Linked DNA regions of Mus musculus: region 1 is linked to region 2. Evidence: chromatin loops called from intact Hi-C (ENCODE). Cell type or tissue: heart. All regions are shown on one strand. Each heading gives the region's core, and the rest is flanking DNA. Links, peaks and the distances in the headings are about the cores only.

Region 1 (8,325 bases), core at 188-8,187, 220 kb before region 2:
GGCCCAACTGAAATCAGGGTAATTTCAGAACAGGAATTTGGCATAGGCAACCAGGAATGGTGACACACCAGGAATGGTGACACACCAGGAATGGTGACACACCAGGTTTTTTGTTTGGCTTTACTTTGGTTTGGGTGGTTTGGTTTAGGTTTTGGTTTTGGTTGTTAGAGATGGGATCACTCTCTGTAGCCCTGGCTATCCTAGAACTTGCTTTGTAGTCCAGGCTGTCCTCCAACTCTAAGATCTGCCTGCCCCTGCCTCCTAAGTGAGTTTAAAGGCCTGCAGTACCATTCCTGGCAAAACTTAAGGCTTTTGACTCAGGGTGATCCAATACTTGGCCACCTCCCAAATGCGGGGATTCTAAATGTGAACCATCGCACCAAATTTATCATTTGTTTTTGTTTAATTTTTGTTTTGTTTTGTTTTGTTTTTTTCCAAGATAGTTTTTCTATGTAACCCTGGCTACCCTCAAACTCACAGAGACCCTCCTGCCTCTGCCTCTTGAGTGTGGGGGAGTAAAGGCGTGCGTGCACCACCACTGTCCAGCGAATGCTTGCTTTCTTGCTTGCTTTCTTTCTTTCTTTCAAAAAAAAATTTTTTTTAATTTTTAAAAATTGTTAGCACATGAGTGCAGGTACACACAATGGCCAGAAGAGGGCATCAGATTCCCCGAGAGCTGGACTTAATGGAGCCTGTGAGATACTTACCATGGGTGTTAGGAATCCAAAGAATATCTTCTGCAGAGACACTAATAATGCATGTAAATGGTGCACACACTCAACGCTCAGGCACACCAGGTAAACATAGATGAAATAATCTCTTAGGCAACCGTGGAAGTTTAAAAATAATCAAATTTTGGTGCTGGAAAGATGGCTCAGCAGTTAAGAGCACTGACTGCTCTTCCAAAGGATCCAGGTTCAATTCCCAGCATCAAAGTGGCAGCTCACAACTGTCTCTACCTCCAGTTCCAGGGATCTGGCACCCCCTCACAGACACACATGCAGGCAAAACACCCATGCACATGAAAATAAACAAATCTTAAATAATAAATTTAATACACAAGAATGCAGCAGGCCAGACAGAAAACAGAACTGTCTGCCTAAAAAGGGTTTTTTAAGCAGCAAGTGAGCTGTAATGGAGGTTGAGATGGCCCAGTGGAGACCAAACATCTTGGATGCGCTGTGCGGCATCTGAGGAGCTCCCCGTGCCTCATTCCCAGGTTCCCAAAGTAGAAGCAAAAGAGCCCCCGGTGCCTGTGCAGAAGGTCACCGACAGCTTGCACCCAGAGCCCCGGCAGGTGGCTTTCTGGATCATGAAGATGCCAAGGCGGAGGACCCAGCCCGATGTCCAGGATGGAGGCCGCTGGCTCATAGAAAAGCGACATCGCATGCAGGCCATCCGGGATGGGCTCCGTGGAGGCGCCCGTGAGGACAGCCTGGAGGATGGGGTCCATATCCCCCAACACGCCAAGCTGCCTGTCAGAAAGACACACTTTCTCTACATCCTCAGGCCATCCCAACAGCTGTAAGTGGGGACCAGATGTCCCACACCCTACCCCAACACCATATGGAAATAAAGGTTTTCTTACATCTAGCTCAATCTCCTTTTGGTATCTCTTCCCAAACAGGCCAGAATAACGACTCCATCCTACACATACACTCAGTGCTGACAATGGCTGTGCCAGCTCTTCCTTACATCTCATTCAGAACATGGCCTCTTGGTTGGGCAGCTGGATCTCCTGTAGCACCATGATACACCTGGTTCCGAAACCATTGATCCACCCTGTCTGCCATCCCAAGTCTTTAAAGCACATTGCTGAGCCACCCCAGCCACCAAAATATATATTTTTTAGATTTTACAAAATTACTCAAGATCTCACAAAAGGGAAAGCAAATATTGAAAAATTAATATTATGGGGGCTGGAGAGATGGCTTAGCAGTTAAGAGCACTGGCTGCCCTTCCAGAGGTCCTGAGTTCAATTCCCAGAAACCACATGGTAGCTCACCACCATCTGTAATGGTATCTAATGCCCTCTTCTGGTGTGTCTGAAGATAGCAACAAGGTATTCATAGACATAAAATAATTCTTTTTTAAAAAGTTATTATTTTAAATTTATATGTATAAAAATTTTGTTGGCATGTGTGTCTGTGCACCATATTTGTGCCTGGAGACCAGAAAAGGGAATCAGATCTGCTGGGGGTGGAGTTATAGACCCTGTGAGCTGCCACATGCGTGGGGCATAAAACCATGCCAGGAAATTCAGTTAGGCATAGCAAGTTCAGACCCAGAGACTCTGTGCACACCTGAGGCTTAGGCGACTCCCTGCTCCCCCACCCCACCCACAGACTCCTGACTTGGAACACATGCCATGCTTCGCACATAAATGTGTCAAGCTGGGCATGGTGGCGCATGCCATTAATCCCAGCACTCGGGAGGCAAAGGCAGGCGGATTTCTGAGTTTGAGGTATGATTTTACACATCCATTTTCCGCCATGACAATAAACTGTTTAGAATCATAGACTGTCTCTTTTCATCAAGATCTGCTGTGGGAGCCATGAAGAAGGCCTTCACCTTCAGAGCCACAACCCACTCCCCCATAGAAGGCTTCTCTGCGCTCCCAGTCACAACCTCCTTCCCTTACCAAGATAAGGACAATAATCCCTGTGAGACTAGCTGGAGTTCCCCTTCTCCCCCAACCCCTGCCCCAGGCTCCAGGCTAGATGCTGTCCCCAGACCTCAGGCCCCTGCTCTTCCAGGACTCCCAGCCGTGCCAGGATTTCCAAGAGTCTGAGAACCCCACAACCCTGGCCTTGTCACAGGCCTGGGACCCCAGAAGGAGCTCTGGCTTTCCCACCCTGGGAGCAATGTCACTTCCTTACAGCCCAGCATCCACCCCAGAGGCAGTATGGGATAAGCCCAGTCAAACTCCCTGCTTCTGTGTCCTGAGTGGCCTGCAATGTGGATGCTGGGAATCCATCTCAGGTGTTCTGGAAAAACATCCATTGCTCTTAAACAGTGGTCTATGTTTCCAGCCCCAGGAATGGATGTTGATAATAGGGACAAAGCTAACAGGGTCCAGAATGCACCACAAGTTGTCCTGAAAACACCCGGCAGACCTTTCATCTAGACCAGGCGTCCTAGTTTGCTTTCTACTGCTGCGGTGCGTGAGCACCACGATCAAAAACAACTTGGGGTGAGCACCATGATCAAAAACAACTTGGGGAGTCTATTTCATCTTGTGATAGATCACAGTCCATCACAGAGAAGAGGCAGGGTAGGGGCTCGAAGGAGGAACTGAAGCTTGCTCAGGGTTTTGTTTTGTTTTTTTTCATACAACCCAGAAGCACCTTCCCAGGGGTGGTCTTGCCCACAGTGGGCTGCCATCCACATCACTCATTAACCAAGAAAATATCCCCACAGGCTTGCCTACTGACAGGGTAACTTTTCAGTTGAGGTTTTCAGATGACTCTGGCTTTTGTCAAGGCAACAAAAAACTAAACAGCACACACAGGGTCTGATGGTCAGTAAGGTGAGAAAGACCTTGCACTTTTTGCCTCTACCTCCCGAGTACTGGTACACTACCCTGCCCAATTCACTAGGCCCTAGGGATTGAATGAGGGCACCCTCAGTCAAACACCGTACCCCTGAGCTACATGCCCAGTCCTTATCATTACATGCATGTGTTTTTAAACAGCAAGGGGTAGGAAAGTGAACATGATAGGGTCTGCATGTGGAATTCAGGGGCCCTCCTTGCACCATGTGGGTCCTGGGGATTCTTCTCAGATCGATCACCGGGATGGGTGGCAAGTGTCTTTACTCTTTTTTGGTTTGGTTTTTTTTTTTTTTTTTTTTTGGCTTTTTCGAGACAGGGTTTCTCTGTGTAGCCCTGGCTGACCTGGCACTCACTTTGTAGACCAGGCTGGCCTCGAACTCAGAAATCTGCCTGCCTCTGCCTCCCAAGTGCTGGGATTAAAGGCGTGCACCACCACGCCCGGCTGTTGGACCCTTAATAATAAAAAAGTTCGAATAGTCCACAGGCATGGACTGAGGCAGGGTGATTGCTTCAAGTCCGAAGCCATCCTGGGCTACATAGCTAAGCAGTAAGTAGAAACTATAATAGTTTGGGAAAACAGCTTGGGTACCTATTAATGCGGGGGGCGGGGGGGGGGGAGGGAATGGAGCGGAAGTGAGGCTGGACCAGACTGCGCATCATTGTGACAGTGGCGGGCGAGCCAGACCCAAAAGAAAGAACTTGGTTCAAAGACTGACAAGAAGAAAAGGATGAACAGGGAGTCCTTCGGTTGAACTCTCTCCTGCTTGGCCCTATTTTGTCAAGCAGAAGGAAAGGATTTTTGTACCGCAGAAGAAAGCTGCCGATAATATCGCGCCATCACCGCTAGCCCCACTAGTGCGCATGCACTCGATCCTCAGGTCCAGCCTATCCTCCCGAGAAGCTCTACGCATGCGCCAGCTCAAGGGTCTTCGTAAGGAGAGACCCGGGCGCCATCCACTCGGAGTGCGCTTGCGTGAGTACAAGAGCCTGAGAGGGCGGGACTTGCAGGAGGCCGGCTCATTTGCATTTCTGGCGGGAAAAGGCGCGTGTGAACACGCCTCTTCCGTGACATTCGCAACCGCCGTTCGTCGCTGGTGTCCCTCAACTGAGTCCCGACTCCAGGTACGCCCTGCCTGTGGCGACTTTCATGGCAGGTTCCCCGGTAACATCACCTGCCAGCTCCTTCAAAAACGCCCCAAGTTTTGAGACAAGGTTTCTCTGTGTAGCCCTGGCTGACCTGGAACTCACTCTGTAGACCAGGCTGGCCTCGAACTCCGAAATCCTCCTGCCTCTGCCTCCCGAGCGCTGGGATTAAAGGCGTGCGCCACCGTGACCGGCTTCCTCAGGAAAATTCTAGTGGCAACTTCGGCAATCCTGTCAGACTCTTGAAACTTCCGGTTGCTTTTTGTTGCTTGTTTTCTATTTTTGTTTGAGACAGACCCTCCAAGTGCTGCCCAGGCTGGCCACGACCTCATGATCCTCATTCCCCAGTTTTAGGATTACAGCTCTCCCAGATGTGCCCAACTGCAATCTTCTAGAACTTTTGAAACCTAACACTTAATCTATTTTGTTTTTGTGGGTAGGGTAGGTGTTTTTGTTTTGAGACAGGGTTTCTTTGTGTAGCATTGACTGTCCTGGAACTCTCTCTGTAGACCAGGCTGGCCTGTGTGCTTCTGGTTCCCACGTGCTGGGATTAAAGGTGTGCACCACCACTGCCTGGCTTTTGTTTGGGTGTTTTTGGTTTTTGTTGTTGTTGGGGTTTTTTGTTTGTTTGTTTGTTTTTGAGTATTTTGCCGGCATGTTTGTATGTGTGTCAGGTATGTGCCTGTGGAGACCAGGTGGTTTTGTATCCCTCTGAACTAAAATTGCAGATGAGGAGGAGTTCACATGTGTGTAGTGGGATTCCAACCCATATCTATCTGGAAGAGTAAACTGTTAGTCCTCTTAACGACTAAGCTACCCTCCAGGGACTCTCTAGGGCTTCAGTAAATTGCCCAGACTCTACTCAAAACCTTGGATCCTGCTGCCTCAGCCTCCTGAGTGCTGGTATCACAGGTGTAGCCCACCACGCCAGCCGCTAGGATCTTCTAGATATCCCATCAGAGTCTCCCTCAAAAACCTGTCAGAGACTTTTCCTCTGAAATCTTGGTGGAGATTTGGTGTTCAAGTCCTATCTGATACTTTAGAAATCTGTAGTTGCCCTACAAGTTCCGCCGGGGACTCTGAAATCTAGTGACACCCCAGAAATGCAGCCCTTGAATTCTAGTCCAGGGATCCCCTCCAGACTTCCTCCATGTTTAAAACCCACAAGACACTCACTGGCCACCTGATATCCCTTGTTCCTCAAGATTTTGTCCGAGTTTCCCCTTGAAAGAGTCTCAGAAAGCCTCTTCTTTCCCTGGTGCCTTCTAAAAGCCTCTGAGATGGACAGCAGGAGGATCCCCACTAGCTGAAGACCAGCCTGCTTTACACAGCTTCAGAAGGCCCACTACAGCTAAAGCTACATAATATATATTTACTAAGTCCCTGTCTCCAAAAGCCAGATAATAATGTCTCCAGAAAACATTCGGCTGCCGGAATACAGGCAAGGCAGAGTGATGGCTGCATTCCCTGAGGAAAGGGAGAGAGGCTGCTTCTCTCCCCTTCGGTGACAAAGATATAGGCTGGATCACTCCAGATTCAAAATAGATTAAGGCGGGCTTACGAGGAGGCATCAACCTCCACCCACCTCACACGTGGAGATCAGTGAAGTCACACATCCAGGCTAAGCTTAGCAAAGGTGTTTTATAAAGCTTAGACGGGGAGTGATAACGTGCCAGCTAGGGGCTGGGATTATGTCCTTACATGGTCAAAAGCTGAGACCCCGGGGGCGGGGGGGGGGGGGGTTGGCACTTATGGGTGGATAGCTGGAAAGTGGAGAGGAGAGGTGTTAGCCCCAAGTTTTGTCCTTGTGGGCAGAGTTGAGGGGAGAAGAGCAAAGGAGGTTTCTTAGCTTTTGCAGGGGATGAGCAGGGGTTCCAAACAAACAAAGGGGAGCCAAGCAGGAGGAAACCCAGGCTCTCTCTACCCTTGGCCCCAGTCCCTAGAGGGACTACTGACAGTGCCTCCTTTTCTCCTGAAAGTGACTGGCCAGTCGGGCGTGGTGGCCAGCACTAGGGAGGCAGAGGCAGGCAGATTGGATTTCTGAGTTCGAGGCCAGCCTGGTCTACAAAGTGAGTTCCAGGACAGCCAGGGCTATACAGAGAAACCCTGTCTCAGGGAAGAAAAAAAAAAGTGACTGGCCAGGCTGTAATAGAGGCAGGACAGCACTGTCAGGGTGCAGAGGAGGGAGTCCCTGTGACCACAGAAGCCTGTGAGAGTCAAGCCCACTCATAAATATAGGCCTTGGGAGTGTCTGTAAAGATGTCTCAGTGGTAAAGAGCACTGAGTTCAATTCCCAGCAACCACATGGTGGCTCACAACCATCTGTAATGGGATCTGATGCCTTCTTCTGTCATGCAGGCATGCATGCAAATAGAGCACTCATATAAATAAATAAACAAACAAACAAATAAATAAATTTTATTTTTAAAAAGGGGGAGCAGCATGGAGATGGCTGGTGGAGGAGAAAAACAACAGAGTTGATTTTCAACAGAGAAGAGCCTAGAGAGAAGGCCCGGTGGTTAAGAGAACTTGCTGTGTGTCAGCGTGAGGGCACATGCCTTTAGTCCCAGCACCCTGAAGCAGGTGGATCTCTTGAGTTCAAGGCTGGTATTCCTGGCAAGTGTTAGGCCAGCCAGATCTCCAGAGAGAGACTCTTTGTTTGGAAAAGAAAAGAATAAGAAGCCACTGAGACACTTACTACTTTTGCAAATGACCAAGTTTTGATTCTCAGATGGCACATGCCAGCTCACAACCTTCTCTCTCCAGTTCCAGGTGCTCTGATGCCCTCTTCTGACCTCCACCACATCACAAAACACATTTAAAAAAAAAAAAAAAAAAGGGTGAGAAGCAGGCCTGGTGATGGCCATGCACATTCTTTTTTTGTTTGTTTGTTTTGTTTTTTGGGGTTGTTTTGTTTTGTTTTGTTTTGTTTTGTTTTTTCGAGACAGGGTTTCTCTGTGTAGCCCTGGCTGTCCTGGAACTCACTCTGTAGACCAGGCTGGCCTCGAACTCAGAAATCCGCCTGCCTCTGCCTCCTGAGTGCTGGGATTAAAGGCGTGCACTACCACCGCCCGGCGGCCATGCACATTCTTGCCAAGGCAAAGAGATCACAAATTCAAGGCCAGCCTGGCCATCTTAGGGTGGCTTTGTTTCCAAATACAAAGAGAGCCAGAGTGTGTAGCTTAACAGTAGAACACAGGTATTAATCATTAGTAAGCAGCTGCCCTGGGATTTGATAGTAGAGCACTTGCCTAGAATCTACCAGTGAAAGATTGAAGGTGACTCAGTGATAAAAGTGACTGGAAGTAGGGAAGAGCACTAGGAGGCCAGCAGTCTACAGAGGACCCCATGGTCTGCCTACAGGCAGGGAGGGAGCCTGCTGGGCTGTAGTCAGCTCCAGATAGAGTGAAATGTTCCAGAGAACAAGAGGCAGGAAGGCAAGAGTCCCAAGCAGAGACATAGTAGGAGCAGCAGGCCACTTTACCAAATGGCATGCAGGTTAGATGACTGCTAGACGATATAGCATGATTTGGGGAGAGAAAGCTGCTGGCCCAGGCCACACTGTGCCTCTGTTGCTAGACCCAAGCAGGCTCGGACTCAAAGAAGCCACAGCCACACAGGTCAAATCT
Region 2 (8,325 bases), core at 190-8,189:
CGGCGAGTTCCAGGCCCAAGGCACAGTGAGAATCAGTCAAACAAAAGATCTACCAGATTGTAAGTGTTGGTCTGCAGCAGAGGGTAAAGGTGCTTGCCGCTAAGCCTGACGACTTGTGTTCAATTCCCTACACTCACATCGTGGGAGAAAGGACTCCTGTTCATTGCTTTGTGACCTCCATACGTGCAAGGCACACACGAATGCATGCTCACACTATACAAAGTAAGTGTTAGGCGTTGGAAGGAAACAGGTCAGATGTGCTCGCGTACCTTATGCGGAAGCTCCCACTGGAGGGCTCATACGGGAGTTTAAAGGATCTTATGTTTGGACCATAGACTGGTGGGACTGAAGGCAAAGGGAAGGTTCACGAATCCAGCAACTGACATCCATCCTCAGGGAAGGAGTAACTTTCTGCAGATTCAGGGAAATTTCCTGGAAGAGGTGGCGTCCGAATTGCCGGTGATTGACGTGTAGGAGTTGGTCAGACAAAGGACGCTGGGTGTTTCCCGCAGAGGACCTGGAGGCCACGAGGAGGCCACAGGTGTTCAGAACTTGGCGCCTTCCAGCACAGGGGTGGGAAGCTCACAGCGAATCATGGCTGGTTTCGGAATCACAGACTAGAATGCGCCCTCATCCACGTCTCAGGAATTGGGGTTTTCCCTATAACTTAACGCGCCCACGCTCCCCAGTTCCTCCAGAAAACATCCAAGACCGGGGTAGGGGGTATGGGGGAGAGGAATCCACAGAATGGTGATGATTGACATTCCTAAGAGCCAGTTGCTGCTGCCCAAAGCTCTGCCTGCTTCCTTATGGGCCAATGGCCCCTCTTCTTCTAGGCCTGTCGCTTAAACAGGGTGGCGTTAGAGCCGCGAACGTCACCTTTGGCTCAGCCAATATCAACGAGGGAGGAGGGGATTAGCTTAATGATAGACAAGTCAGTTTCTAGACGTCCGCTTAGCGCGGAGCCCGCCGGGAAGCTCCAGGGCGGAGCTGGCCAGAAAGGGGCGGGAAGATCTGGTGAATTTTACCCAATCGTCACACGTGCTGGGTGAGACAGACAGGCAGTTGTTCTCTTCCTAGCGGACAGGAGGGGGCGGGCCTTTAAACGCTAGGGGGGCGGGCACTTTATGTTTGATAGGCGTGTCTGTCATCCAATTGAAATATGAAGCTCTCAGATGGACGGCTTTACAGACCAATGAGAACTTATGGCGGGGTATCGGGGGCTGGGCTGAGGACCCTCTGGTAAAAGGCGGTCCCCGGTCGAGCCGGGGGGAGAAAAGAGAGAGGGGGGGGTCTCGGAGGCCGGAGGACTCGGGTGAAGATGGCGGCAGCCGAGGCCGCGAACTGCATCATGGAGGTGAGTAGCTGGGCTCTTTAGGCCCGGGGGCGGCGCGAGACGGGTGGCCCACGGCCTGAACTGTGGGGACGGGGCCTTTTGATGTGCCTGGCTTCGCGTTGGTCCGCATCGGGGGATGTGTTCGATCGTGACGGGAGAGATCTCGGCTTTCGGTGCTTTGGGACCCGCAGCCGAGCCGAGGACTGTCGCACGTGGTCGCGGGCCGGGGGCGCTTCCAGCCGGGCCGCACGTGGTCTCGCAGAGTAGCGTGGGGAGGGGGGTGTGCCGCCTCGAGGGGCCCCGTGGGCTCCACGTGCAGGACAAAGGCCCCGCCCCCAGCCCGATGACCTGGGCTGCACTCAAGGGGTCCAGGGGTTGCCACCCGCTCTCCCTGGCTCGGCTGTGGATGTCCATGCAGCCCGGGCTCTTTGCACCCGCGTGGGGCCTGAGAACATCAGTCCCCAGCCTCCCTTTCCCCAACTCTGTGTTAGCCTTGTGCAGCGGGGGGGGGGGGGGGGGGGGATGGGCATAGCCCTGTGACCTCTCTTTAAGGAGATGGTGGGGAATCTCATCCGAGGAGATCCGGATCCGTCGCCGGGCACCCCCTCGTGGTCACTATGGGCGTGTGAGAGGGGCGTCTTTTTTCATGGGGCGTGGCCCAAGCCCACCCCTTCATGGGAGGGCCCTCGGGTGGATGGATAGTCAGAGGTCAGTGGTGGGGGATAAAGGAGTTCGGATGGCCATGGGCCTTAACCTCCACAGAGCTCCATTTTTACCAACTTGAATGTGGCAAGGGACCCCTTTTTGAACATTTCCGCCTTTTTGCCTAATTTCCCCCCAAAACAGAATGAAATTCTAGCATCTGCCTTGCTTACCTGCTTATCGTTGATTGTTCGATCCTAAGCTGTATTCCTCAGTCTACTTTTTACTTAGTTTAATTAAACAAATGTGCCTGAGCCTGGCGGTGGTGGCGCACGCCTTTGATCCCAGCACTTGGGAGGCAGAGGCAGGCAGATTTCTGAGTTGAAGGACAGCCTGGTCTACAGAGTGAGTTCCAGGACAGCCAGGGCTACACAGAGAAACCCTGCCTCAAAAAAAAAAATGTGCTTGGCCTTGAACTCACCCTGTAGCTGAGTATGGCCTTGAACTTGCCATTTTCTTTTGACTTCTGAGTAGCTCATCATCAGGCTTGTAAGGCAGGTCCTAGACATGGGTTTCAAGCTCTCTTCAGTCATTTGTCAACCTTCTGGTGTCCGTCTGTACTATTGAAAAAGTGGGGCCCACGTGGGAATCTCACCTCCCAGGCTGTGGGGAGCTGAGAGCTTGGTTAGGTTGTGACGTTTCTCTGGAAGCCTTGGGTGGCAGTCATTGATGGTATTTAATTTGATGGGGCCCATACCTCTTCAAGTTCTCTGGAGGGGAAGGTCAGTTGCTGGGAAATCTGCCATAAATAGGGATCAGTTAGCCTACAGGGTCACTATGGTGACCCTGGGCCCTGGGACTTGTGGACAGAGAAAAGAAAAGGCTGTTCCAGTGTGGGAACCCAGGTGAGGTGGGGAATGGGCTGGACCCAGTTTTCCAAGGCATATATGATACCTCCTCAGAAAGGCAGGGAAACCAAAGAGGTCAGGTTGCCTCTGTGTGTTGGTGTGGGTGTGAGTTGGTGGTATGCCTGCTGCTTTGGTGGTGTGCTACGTCTCTCTAATGGAATCCTCTTAGGACAGGCGACAGCACCCTTCCCTTCCTACCCCTCCCTCCAGTTTATTCATGGCACTTCAGCCTGGCATGTGTGTCAGGAAATGTCACCTAATCTCTTGGGGGGGGATTAGGTAGTGAAGGGGAGCAACAGCTGGGCAGTGCCCATGTGCCCTGGCAAGTATTGGGTCTTGTGGCCTAGATGGGGTAGGTGTGTATGGCCAGTCATTGGACCAAAGAAGGACAACAGGGGGCAGGCCACCATCTCTTCAGCCAACAGCTGGGACAGGAGACCTTCCCTTCCCTCCTTCCTATCCTTCTCTACCCGATCACAGCCTCCCTCATTGCTTGTCCCTGCTCACACACACACTCCCTTCCTTGCCCAGGCAAAGCCAACCTACAAACCACTCACCGCCCCAAAGGCCTTCCCCAATCACCCCGTAGCTAATCCTTTTTCCCTGTTACTCTCTCCTAGAATTTTGTAGCCACCTTGGCTAATGGGATGAGCCTCCAGCCGCCTCTTGAAGAAGTAAATATCCTTTTGTGAGACCCCCACCCAGCCCACTTCCACATAAGCTTACTTGCTATACATCTGGCTCCCCAAGAGGTCTAACCGTCCTCTTGCTTCCAACCAGTTTCCTCTGCTGTGCCCCCTAACCCCTTAGGACAGAGCCCTTCCTGGCCCCAGCTGGCTTCCCCAGAACCATGGCTGCTTCCTTAACTCCATCTCCAGCCCTCCTCCCCTGCCCTTCCATGTGTCTGCCCTGGCTCTGCCCTCTCTCCCTCCCTCCCCAGCTGTGGGCTGAGCTAGAGACAGGCCATAGAGCCTGGAGAGATGGTAGGCGAGGCGGCTGCTCCCTGGATGGTGCTCTGGGTGGGTCCTGGAAGTGGAAACATGACCTGGGGAAGAAAGATGCTGGAGGGGGCTGGAGGGTTGTCCTGGTATGATGAGGGGCTTTTTGCAGGTTGAGGAGACTCTGGGGAACCCACCTTTGACCCTTTGCCACTCCCCCTCTTCTAGGTTTCCTGTGGCCAAGCAGAAAGTAGTGAGAAGCCCAACGCTGAGGACATGACATCCAAAGACTACTACTTTGACTCCTATGCCCACTTTGGCATCCACGAGGTGAGTAGAGACTGACCCTACAGCCAGTATGGACTGAAGGACCACAAGACCAGACAGGGCTCTGAGTGTCTCAGCACGTTCACTGCTCCCTTTCTGCCCCTGGTCCACTTTTGAAGACTGAATTCTTCCATCTCTCCAGAAGCCAGTGCAAGTGCTTCCTGCCCCAGTGTACCACAGACCTAGGGATGAGGTCCGGCCCTGTCTGTCTCTGGCGCCCTCTAGTGACTGGCAGTGGGGCTGCGTCCATGGCTCATGCTGCACTACAACCCTTTTTGATAAAGGAGACAGGACTTGGTGCAAATCAAATGACATTCTAAAGAATCCTCGTCTTTTTTCCATGGGGCTTTAAAAACAACAACAACAAAAAAACTACTAGAGGCTGGGATTGGGGCAAAGTGGCGGAGTAGTTGCTTAGCACGTGCTGGATAGTGGCCTCCATCCCCAGCATCATAAATGGGGAAAAAATTGGAAAATTTGCATAAAATAATTGAGCTTTTGGAGGCCTAGGGACGTACCCCAGTTATTAAAGGGCTTGCCATGCAAGCATGGGTTTCAGGTTTTTTTTTTTTTTTTTTTTTGGTTTTTCGAGACAGGGTTTCTCTTTATAGCTCTGGCTGTCCTGGAGCTCACTTTGTAGACCAGGCTGGCCTTGAACTCAGAAATCCACCTACCTCTGCCTCCCGAGTGCTGGGATTAAAGGCATGCGCCACCACGCCCGGTTGGGTTTCAGGGTTTAATCCCCAAAACCCACTTAGAACTGGCAGTGGCGGGCTGGTGAGATGGCTCAGTGGGTAAGAGCACCTGACTGCTCTTCCGAAGGTCCGGAGTTCAAATCCCAGCAACCACATGGTGGCTCACAACCATCTGTAACAAGATCTGACGCCCTCTTCTGGAGTGTCTGAAGACAGCTACAGTGTACTTACATATAATAAATAAATAAATAATTAAAAAAAAAAAAAAAAAAAAAAAAAGAACTGGCAGTGGCTCAATGGGTAAAGGTACTTGCCACACAAGCAGAAAGGAGTGCTTGCCATACAAGAGATCCCTGGATGGAGGATGGACAGTGTCTTCTGACTTCCATGTTCCTGCTGCGTGCATGATAACTTCCAGAACACCGAGCGTGGTGGTGTATGCTTGTATAGCTCAGCTCTGAGTAGGCAGAAGCAGGTTGATCACTGGGCTCATTAGCCTAACCTAATGGTCCAGCTACCCAGGTCTCAGACACCATGTCAGAAAACAAGGTGGCTGGAATCTGAGAGGTGATGTCAAGGGTCAATCGACCTCCTTGCTACTCGGCTGTCTGCTTACTCCATTTTAATTTGTGTGAGCCTGCCAGGCCAGTACCAAGGTTCATTTTGGTGATCTAAGGGCTGGCCTTGTACCCAGGACCTTCCTGTTTCAGCGTCCTGATTCACCCCTGGCTCGGGCAAGGACGGCACTGATAAAACCTGGCCAGTGTAGGTGTTCACTGCAAAAGAAGCGCCCGGAAGGGAAAGGGGTCCTCTGAGCCTTGCTCACCGTCAGTGTGGTGGTGGCATGCGTGCCTTGTGTGTCCCCTCACTCTGGTCCTCTGTCTCTGGTTCCCTGTCCAGGAGATGCTGAAGGATGAGGTGCGCACCCTCACATACCGCAACTCCATGTTTCACAATCGGCATCTCTTCAAAGACAAGGTGGTGCTGGATGTGGGCTCAGGCACTGGCATCCTCTGCATGTTTGCTGCCAAGGCGGGGGCCCGCAAGGTTATTGGGGTAAGTCCTACTGCAGTGGGCGGGCTGGTTAGGAGCTGGAGAGGGCATGGACTGGACTCTGTCTCACCCTCCTTCTTCCTGCCTTAGATTGAGTGTTCCAGTATCTCCGATTATGCTGTGAAGATTGTCAAAGCCAACAAGTTAGACCATGGTGAGCAGGAGGGGGGGTCTGGAGGAACAGGCACCTTCTTGGACGCCTCAGTGAAGAGTTAAGAGACCACAGTGGACAACTGGTGGCTCCTTCACGTTCGGGAACGCTGAGTCTGGATGTCAGGACGTTGGGCCTCGAACTTTAGGGTTTTGCATGGGGATCTTTGGTGACTGTGCTCAAGATTAGAGCTTCCCTTGTGCGAGGGTTTCCCATCCCTCAGTTGTCACATCCAGGGCCTGTCAAGAATTCTCCCCAGCAGCCCCCACTCTGGCATGACTGGCATTACCTTCCTGAGAACCCCACAACTGCTGCCCGTGCACCCACCGCACGGCTGGGTGTGCAGCTGGAAGCTTGCTTACCACAGGCCTGCCGCTCTACAGTTCCCACACAAAGGTTGTGCACTTGGTCCCACCACAGGCTTTGTCCTGTGCTTATGTGTACACATTGAAGGCCTTTAGTCTGCCTGAGGTGTCATTTCAAACCAAACTAGGTTTTTGGGGGTTTTCTTGGTTTTGGTTTTTCGAGACAGGGGTTTCTCTGTACAGCCCTGGCTGTCCTGGAACTCACTTTGTAGACCAGGCTGGCCTTGAACTCAGAAATCCGCCTGCCTCTGCCTCCCGAGTGCTTGGATTAAACAAACTAGTTTTCCATGCAGTTAAACTCTTGTTTTCCTCTCAAGAGTAGGCCTCGCTGTGTAGCTTTGGCTGTCCTAGAACCCACCATGTAGCCAGGCTGGCCTTGAACTCAGAGATCCTCCTGCTTGTGCCTCCCAAGTGCTGGGATTAAAGGTGTGTACCTGGTTATACTTAGCATTATAAAAGATGGAGCAGGTCTAAACTGAAGGCCCTGGAGGTCTTGTGTCCCATCATCCCATCCCTGGGAGCCTGAGGGCCAGGACAGGCTACAAAAAAAGGAAAACCTGTGAGAAGACAGTTGAGAGTAGATGAGCACTGGTGCCACAGTCTCCAAGGGCAGAGGCAGGCATGGGAAGGTGCGGCCTGGCACCCATCCGGGCGATAGTGCTTTCTTTAGTAGGAGTTTTTGTACTGCCCCAACAAGAGATGATCTGCAACTGAAGCAACAGGCCTGTGAGCTAGCACACGCTTGTTTGGAGCCTTGGCCCTCCCGCCAAGCCAGTTGGACAGCTTTCTTTGTATTTGAAACAGGGTTTTTGTTTGTTTTGGTTTTTGTTTTCTTTTTGATTTATTTGTTTATTTTATCTGTGTAAGTGAGCTGTGTCTATCCTCAGAAACACCAGAACAAGGCATCAGATCCCATTATAGATGGTTGTGACCCACTGGGTGTTTGCTGAGAATTGAACTCAGGACCTCTGGAAGAGCAGTCAGTGCTCTTAACCACTGAGCCATCTCTCCAGCCCAAGACAGGGTTTCTTATTGTAGCCCAAGTAGGCTTTGAACTTCAGTCCTTGAGTGTCAGCCTCCTAAGTAGCTGGAGTGACAGGCCTGTGCCACCAGGCCTGGCTGGCTATGATAGTTTTGTTTTATTTTGTTTCATTGAAATGCTTTCTATTTTTATTGGGTGGGGCACATGTAGAGGTCAGAGGATAGATCTCATTCTACCCTGGGGGTGAGATTCAGGTCATCCCACTTGGTTGCAAGCATCCTAACCTACTGGCCTCGTTTTACAGTTGTGTCTACACCATTATTACTTACTGCTTCACTTACTGAATAGAAAAATGTATTTCACCTGAGCACTGCTAGGGGAGGAAACAAACCCAGACCTGGAGAATGTTAAACTTGGGCTCGCAGCAGAGCTACTCCTAGACCCGCAGACAGAACCTGAAACTGTTGCTGTGCTACCCTTGTGCTTTAGGACGGACCTGGTGTTTTAACCTTTTATCCCCAGTGCTGGGGGACAGAGGCAGGCAGATCTCTGGGTTTGTGGCCAGCCTGGTCTACATAGCAAGTTCCAGGACTACATAGTGAGACAGTTTGAAAAGAGAGACAGGGTGCCTGCCCTTGGACCAGAGTCCTCTGTGGGTGTCTGGAACCATCTGGGCCAGCCCTCCCCGTGACTGGCATGCCATTCCTGTGGGTGCAGTGGTGACCATCATCAAGGGCAAGGTGGAGGAGGTGGAGCTGCCCGTGGAGAAGGTGGACATCATCATCAGCGAGTGGATGGGTTACTGCCTCTTCTACGAGTCCATGCTCAACACCGTGCTGCACGCTCGGGACAAGTGGCTGGTGAGCCATACGCCTTGGATGGGCGCCCCAGGCTAAGGAGTTAGAGCAGCAAATAGGGTGCCACCAAG

What was found. A loop is a pair of places that touch in the nucleus more often than their neighbours do. Peaks named below come from ENCODE experiments on the same cell type or tissue, not always from the same donor. Only the 100,000 strongest peaks of a DNase experiment are listed, where the experiment ranks them.
Region 1: a loop joins it to region 2, with 3 times the contacts of the local background. A loop is called at or near these places in 1 of 42 quality-filtered maps.

Annotation. Positions count from the first base shown.
Region 1 is chr7:45,200,793-45,209,117 of GRCm38, reverse strand. Kash5 (KASH domain containing 5) reads left to right here and starts at 4,226. Exons shown (of 20, transcript NM_201374.2): 1 at 4,226-4,526. The coding sequence starts at 4,415. It overlaps Dkkl1 (dickkopf-like 1), which reads left to right. Exons shown (of 5, transcript NM_015789.3): 5 at 1,220-1,593. The coding sequence ends at 1,528. In heart, for the core only: a CTCF peak has its summit at 2,055 (motif pointing left); a DNase peak (open chromatin) is centred at 4,487; H3K4me3 peaks cover 1,158 bases; H3K27ac peaks cover 1,962 bases; H3K27me3 peaks cover 865 bases.
Region 2 is chr7:44,979,315-44,987,639 of GRCm38, reverse strand. Prmt1 (protein arginine N-methyltransferase 1) reads left to right here and starts at 1,220. Exons shown (of 10, transcript NM_001252476.1): 1 at 1,220-1,357; 2 at 4,053-4,154; 3 at 5,747-5,902; 4 at 5,990-6,053; 5 at 8,115-8,257. The coding sequence starts at 1,322. It overlaps Gm15545 (predicted gene 15545), which reads right to left and starts at 740. Exons shown (of 2, transcript NR_045266.1): 1 at 270-740. In heart, for the core only: CTCF peaks have their summits at 1,935 (motif pointing left) and 4,372 (motif pointing left); DNase peaks (open chromatin) are centred at 929, 1,949, 3,049, 4,349 and 2 weaker places; H3K4me3 peaks cover 3,419 bases; H3K27ac peaks cover 2,300 bases.